Linked DNA regions of Mus musculus: region 2 is linked to region 1. A link is a loop called in an ENCODE intact Hi-C map of the cell type or tissue named here. Cell type or tissue: gastrocnemius. All regions are shown on one strand. Each heading gives the region's core, and the rest is flanking DNA. Links, peaks and the distances in the headings are about the cores only.

Evidence for each region. A loop is a pair of places that touch in the nucleus more often than their neighbours do. Peaks named below come from ENCODE experiments on the same cell type or tissue, not always from the same donor. Only the 100,000 strongest peaks of a DNase experiment are listed, where the experiment ranks them.
Region 2: it touches region 1 in a loop (5-fold over the local background); 11 of 42 quality-filtered maps call a loop at or near these places.

Annotation. Positions count from the first base shown.
Region 1 is chr1:14,979,258-14,982,165 of GRCm38, reverse strand. No RefSeq gene overlaps it. Among named protein-coding and RNA genes, the nearest start is that of Trpa1, 62 kb to the right of the region's middle. In gastrocnemius, for the core only: a CTCF peak has its summit at 1,678 (motif pointing right); a DNase peak (open chromatin) is centred at 1,650.
Region 2 is chr1:14,753,639-14,756,546 of GRCm38, reverse strand. Msc (musculin) reads left to right here and starts at 581. Exons shown (of 2, transcript NM_010827.2): 1 at 581-1,317; 2 at 2,222-2,908. The coding sequence starts at 799. The coding sequence ends at 2,308. Gm9947 (a long non-coding RNA gene) reads right to left here and starts at 560. Exons shown (of 4, transcript XR_003947744.1): 1 at 310-560. In gastrocnemius, for the core only: no CTCF peak of the experiment used is centred there; DNase peaks (open chromatin) are centred at 715 and 1,192; H3K4me3 peaks cover 2,500 bases; H3K27ac peaks cover 2,305 bases.

The sequences.
Region 1 (2,908 bases), core at 325-2,824:
AGCCTTAACAAGCCCTACTTCTTATATGAAAACTAACACCCAAGGCAGATGCTTTTTCCCATTATAAAATCAATAAGCACTATAGTAGTGCTTGCCCTAAAGGGGCAGGAGCTAAGATGAGGATTATTTACCAATGAGAAAATGAATGTATGGCCATCTGAGTAACTTATACAGAATACTCTAGACTGAACTGTGGTCAATGAAATGGTCAGTAGCTAAGGATTGCTTAACTGTTCTTAAACAGAGCAACACAGAGATGTGAAGCATCTTTTCATCTTACACACAATGTATGGAAAGAAAATTAGCCTACTCAGTCAGGAAAAAAAAATCATTGATGTCTTTCAGAGGTCCAGGATTTTGCTTTTATTTTCAATTGACTTATGAGACTATTGCTTGGTCCTAATCAGCTCACTGTCCAGGATGGAAAATACCTTTCAAGTTTAGATTTACTTGTGCTGAGAAATCGGCACCGCAGTAAATGAAAGCAGCGATGCCTCTGCTTCCTGCTCACAGAGCTGTGCTCCTCAAGAGCTGTTCCCGGGCCAGGGCTCTAGTGATGCTCAGAGATTACTGAAGAGTGCTGATTCTCAGAGCTTTAAGAAGAACTAGGGACTATGGAATGGGACCAGGGAGACTGTGCTTAATAATTCTGCCACACCCTACTGCTATAGAACTGGCTCCCTAGGGCAACAGTTCCCAAACTGTTGGTTGCGATCCCTCTGTGGGCTCAATATCAGGTGTTTATATTACGCTTCATAACAGTAGCAAAATTACAGTTCTAAAGTAGTCGTGAAATCACTCTACTGTTGGGGGTCACAACAAAATGAGGAACTGTATTTAAGGGTTGCAGCATTAGGAAGGTTGAGAACAATTCCCCTAGAGAATGATCAAGAAACCTGCCCCTCACACACCAGCCCTGCATAGCAATGCTCTCTTCACGCCTCTTCTCTTCTCTGCAGACTTGCCTGGGCTTTGCCATGCAGCAGTCAGTCAGCCTCTGTAAATCCAGGAGTCTGGATGATGATTCTTAAATTCCAACAGTTTCCTCAGTTTCTCCATTGACGCCTTTGGGGATACAACTGGGGTAGCTAACCTGGTGCTTCACTGCTCGGTGTCAGTCACACAGACAGCAGTGATCAGTGTTTTCAACACTGTCCAGCCTTGGGAGCCTTGGTCTTCCCTAACACAGAGAATAGAGCAAGAAAGGCTTTCTCTGTATTTGCCCCCTTACTTTGCCAATGTTTGAGGAACCCACCTGCGTGGCAAGTCTATATAACCCACAGTCTGTGCTCTTTATGCCCAAGAAACATTCCTGGTGGCCTCACCAAGCCTTTATCTTCTCTTGGATGATACCCACGTTCCTGAAGGGGTGCCATGGTGTGTGTGTGTGTGTGTGTGTGTGTGTGTGTTTTCCAAACAGCTAATGTAATTGATTACTTTATATTTTAATTACTTCACAAGCCATATGGTAGAAATGCATACTATAATTTTTCCATTGATTTATAAGATGGTTTATTAAAGACCATGGGTAGTACGATGTGTGTGTGGTGGTGGTGGTGGGGTGGGGGAGGGAGGGAGGGATAGAATGCAAAACTGCAAACAGGCCAACCAAGAATGTGTGCTGAAAAGCTGCTATTTTAAAAGAGGCCAGCAGGTGACAGGAGTGCGGCAGCTAATCCGAGCAGGCTGGTCAGGTTGCAGCATGAAAACAGATTTCTCTTTTTGTCTTCCATTAATTTATTTACTCACTTTACATCTCAATATCATCCACCTATTGTCTCAGTAACTCCCTCAAAGAACACCTCCTCTTCCCCCTCCCCCCATATCGCCTCTGAGAAGCCACCCCAGCCCCCCACCCCTGTACCAATCCATCCTGGCACAAAAAGTCCCAGCAGGACTAGGAAGATTCTCTTCCACTGAGCCCAGACAAGGCGTCCCAGTAAGAATAACAGGATTCATAGACAGGCAACAGAGTCAGGTACAACCCCCACTCCAGTTGTTGGGGTACCACATGAAGTGAGGTACCCACGTGAAGACTGAGCTGCACATATGCTGCATATGTGCACACAGGGGTCAGTAGTTGGGGGGGCACTAGGTCCAGCCCATGCTAGCTCTTTGGTTGGTGGTTCAGTCTCTGGGAACCCCCAAACTTGGTTGTCTCTGTTGGTGTTCTTGTGGAGTTCCTATCCTCTTCAGGTCCTTCAGCCTTTCCCCAACTATTCCACAAGACTTGCTCAGCACTATCCAATGTTTGGGTGTTAGCCTCTGTATCTGTTTCCATCTGCTGCTGAGTGGAACCTTTCAGAGGACAGTTATGCTAGGCTCCTTTCTGCAAGCATAGCAGAGTATTGTTAATAGTATCAGGGATTGGTGCTTGCCCATGGGATGGGTCTTAAGTTGGGCCAGTCATTGGTTGGCCATTCTCTCAGTCTGCTCCATCTTTGTCCCTCACCTTCTTGTAGGCAGGACAAATTTTGAATCAAAGGTTTTGCGGGTAGGTTGCTGTCCTTATCCCTCTACTAGGAGTCCTGTCTGGCTATAGGAGGTGGCCCACTTCAGGCTCCATATTCCTCATTGTTATGAGTCTCAGCTAAAGACTCCCTGGAGCCTCCCCTACCCCAGTCTCTGGCAAGTCGTAGACATCCTTGCTCTTACCCCCAACCTCCATAACCCCACCCACCGCTGATTTCTGTTCACCCTTCTGGCCTGTTCTTCTCTCCCCACCTCTCCCTACACCTGATATACCCCTTCCCCTCTTTCCCTCCCCATCCCCTTTCCCACCCAGTTCCCTCCATCCATCCACTTCCAACAACTATTTTGTTTCTCTTTCTGAGTGAAATTCAAGCATGGTTCCTTGAGCTCTCCTTGTTATTTAGCTTCTTTGGGTCTGCAGATTGTAACAATGGAA
Region 2 (2,908 bases), core at 130-2,629, 230 kb after region 1:
CAAAGTAGAAAAAAAGCGCTGCCATGTGAACTATAAAAGCGGGGGCGGAGGGGGGATGGGGGTCAAGAGATGGGTCATTGGAGCTGCTCCTTAGTTTTTGCTCTTTCTCTGTACTCGTTCTATGAAGCCTTGGATAAGCAAACACACATCTTGAGTAATGAACTTGAATGACAGGTCCCCAGGAACACACTGGGAGACAAGCCGCACTGGGCATGCTCAGATTCTTCAGTTCCCACTAAGACCAGCTGCAGGTGAAAATGGAATGAGTAGGAACAAGGTCTTTTCTTTTTGTTCCCAAATCTCACTTACCTCGCACAGATACTCTGAGGGTCAGTCGTGGGCGTAGAGGCCTAAGTCTTTGCTTTGCGCGCAAACATTCCTTGCCCCCGCCCCGCTAACCGCAGGGTTCAGGGGGGAAAAAACGATCCCCACCCCTTCCACGCCCCTGCCCCACCTCTTGTCCCCCTTTCAAGCCCCCTCTACTTTGCCGAGGGGGAGGGGGGTGGCTTTTCCCTAAGAGTACAGATAAATAGTCCTGTCAAAAGGCTCAGCTCGCGGCTGTACTTTTGGATCCGGAGTCAAGTTCAGCAGAGCCCTGGGCTACAGGGTCAGCAGCAGATCGCGCCCACTCCAGGCGCCCAGCTCACAGGGGAGCCTCAGTGCGGAGGCAAGCCCTGGTCTCTGGTCCTCCCCTGGGCTCTCCCACACCCCATCCTCTGTCAGAGAGAAGAAGCCAGAGAAAGCGAGACTGGCCGGGGAGGAGAAAGGCGCGCGCGCGTGGGCGCCGGGGAATAGGCGATGTCCACCGGCTCGGTGAGTGACCCCGAAGACTCGGAGATGAGGGGGCTGCAGAGGGTCTACCCGGCCCCGGCCTCCAAGAGGCCGCCCCTGCTCCGCATGGAGCGCGGTTACGGCTCGCCCAGCGACATTTCTTCTGCGGAAGAGGAGGACGGTGAAGAGGAGCCCGGCTCCCTGGGAGCCGCGGGAGGATGCAAGAGGAAGCGGCTCCGTGGGGCTGACGCTGGCGGCGCAGGTGGCCGCGCAGGCGGTGCGGGGAAGAAGCCGCTCCCGCCTAAGGGCTCGGCCGCAGAGTGCAAGCAGTCGCAGCGGAATGCGGCCAACGCCCGCGAACGCGCCCGGATGCGCGTGCTGAGCAAAGCCTTCTCCAGACTGAAGACCAGCCTGCCCTGGGTGCCGCCCGACACCAAGCTTTCCAAACTGGACACGCTGCGCCTGGCTTCCAGCTACATCGCGCACCTGCGCCAGCTGCTGCAGGAGGACCGCTACGAGGACAGCTATGTGCACCCTGTGAACCTGGTAGGGATGCTGCGCTCGAGGCCGGGGGACAGCAGCCCAGAGCGCTACCCGGGCCCAGGGCTGGCTCGGCCCCAGACGAAGAGCCAAGAGGGGAGGTTTCTGGAACCAGTGGTAAGGAATCTGGTTCAGTGACCTCCGAATCAAGGCAAGAGGAGCCAGCCATTTGCTGGGAGAAAATCATCCAGCCATCTGAAAATGTCCTGGTCCTTTGCCTGGCGACTGCTATCTGTTAACACCCTACTTCTGGGATAAAGTGTGGCTTCCCACTTGGGAGTATTTCTAAGTTTTTAGGCCAAGTTGGAAAAACAAAACAAACCAACCAACCAAACAAACAAAAACTCAGTTGCCCAACTTTTTCCAGACAACAACCTAGCAGGGTTGAATCGCCAGTGCTGCTTTCTTTAAAGGGGGAAGGGGGAGATTGGGAGAACCTAACTTTTTTAAATAAACGTTTGAGTGGTTTAAACAAAAGAAAACACTAATGCAACATAGTTTTCCTGGACGCGACTGTCCGGAAAGTCCCTGTCTAACCTGCCAGCTCCATGAGCTTGGGAAAGATCTCATCCAAACCTATTTAAAAAGGAATGCAGCGTGTGTGTGTGTGTGTGTGTGTGTGTGTGTGTGTGTGTGTGTGTGAGGGAGGGGGACATTAAATCACAGAATTCTAAACTCTCGCCCTTTTCACAGAAAAATCATGTGGGCAACCCATGAGGAAAGCATGAAGGTACGCTGTCGCTCTCAAATAATCAGTAACCAGTAGGATTAAAAATCTAATCAAAGGACAAGACACACACATTTCCAGAACGCTAATAAAAGCGAGGGACCGCCGGGATTCCCTTGGGAAAGTGGTTTCATTTTGTGATCGTTTCTCCTCCGTAACTGATGCTCATTTCAATTTTTTCAGACGTGGCCATTCGTGGTCTCTGGACGCCCAGACTCTGACAGCAAAGACGTTTCTGCAGCCAACAGGCTTTGTGGAACTTCCGCTTAGAGGGACAGGGCAGTTAGATGGATTGTGGTAAACGCAAAGGACTGGGCCAAGGAAGTCCCACTGGATTCTGGACCTTCTCCTTTCCCTGGGCCTGTGAACAAGACAGGAGACAAGTGTGGTTTGCCCTCCTGGAGCGCAGGTGGCCATGGGTGCCCCAAATCAGTGCAAACTTCTGTAACCAAAGAAAGCCCAGTTTCAGGGGAAGAATACGTGGACCAGGTAAAAACCTAGGGCTTTAGCTCTGATCACAACCCCCTGCCTGCTATCTGAGTCCAGTGCAGAAACGGGTTGGTTTTGAAGCTAATCTTGATTGCCTTGTGGTTGATGGCAAGGTCCTGCACAGCCAGGTCCTTCTGTGACCGTGGATGAGAGCTGTTTCCCAGCACTAGAAAGAAGGCCGGCATTAGAGCTCTTCGGGGGCCTGTCACTAAGGGCAGTGTTGCTACAGACAGTGGCATACTCTTCCTGGGCAGGACATGTTGAGGTGGAGACATTAACTCCAGGTGCTGGTTTTGCTCGAAATCTCTGCAGACTGGGGTTCATTTCCTGAGTTCCCTCCTCTGTTTAATCAGTGTTGGGTCTCCATTCAGTGAGTGCAGC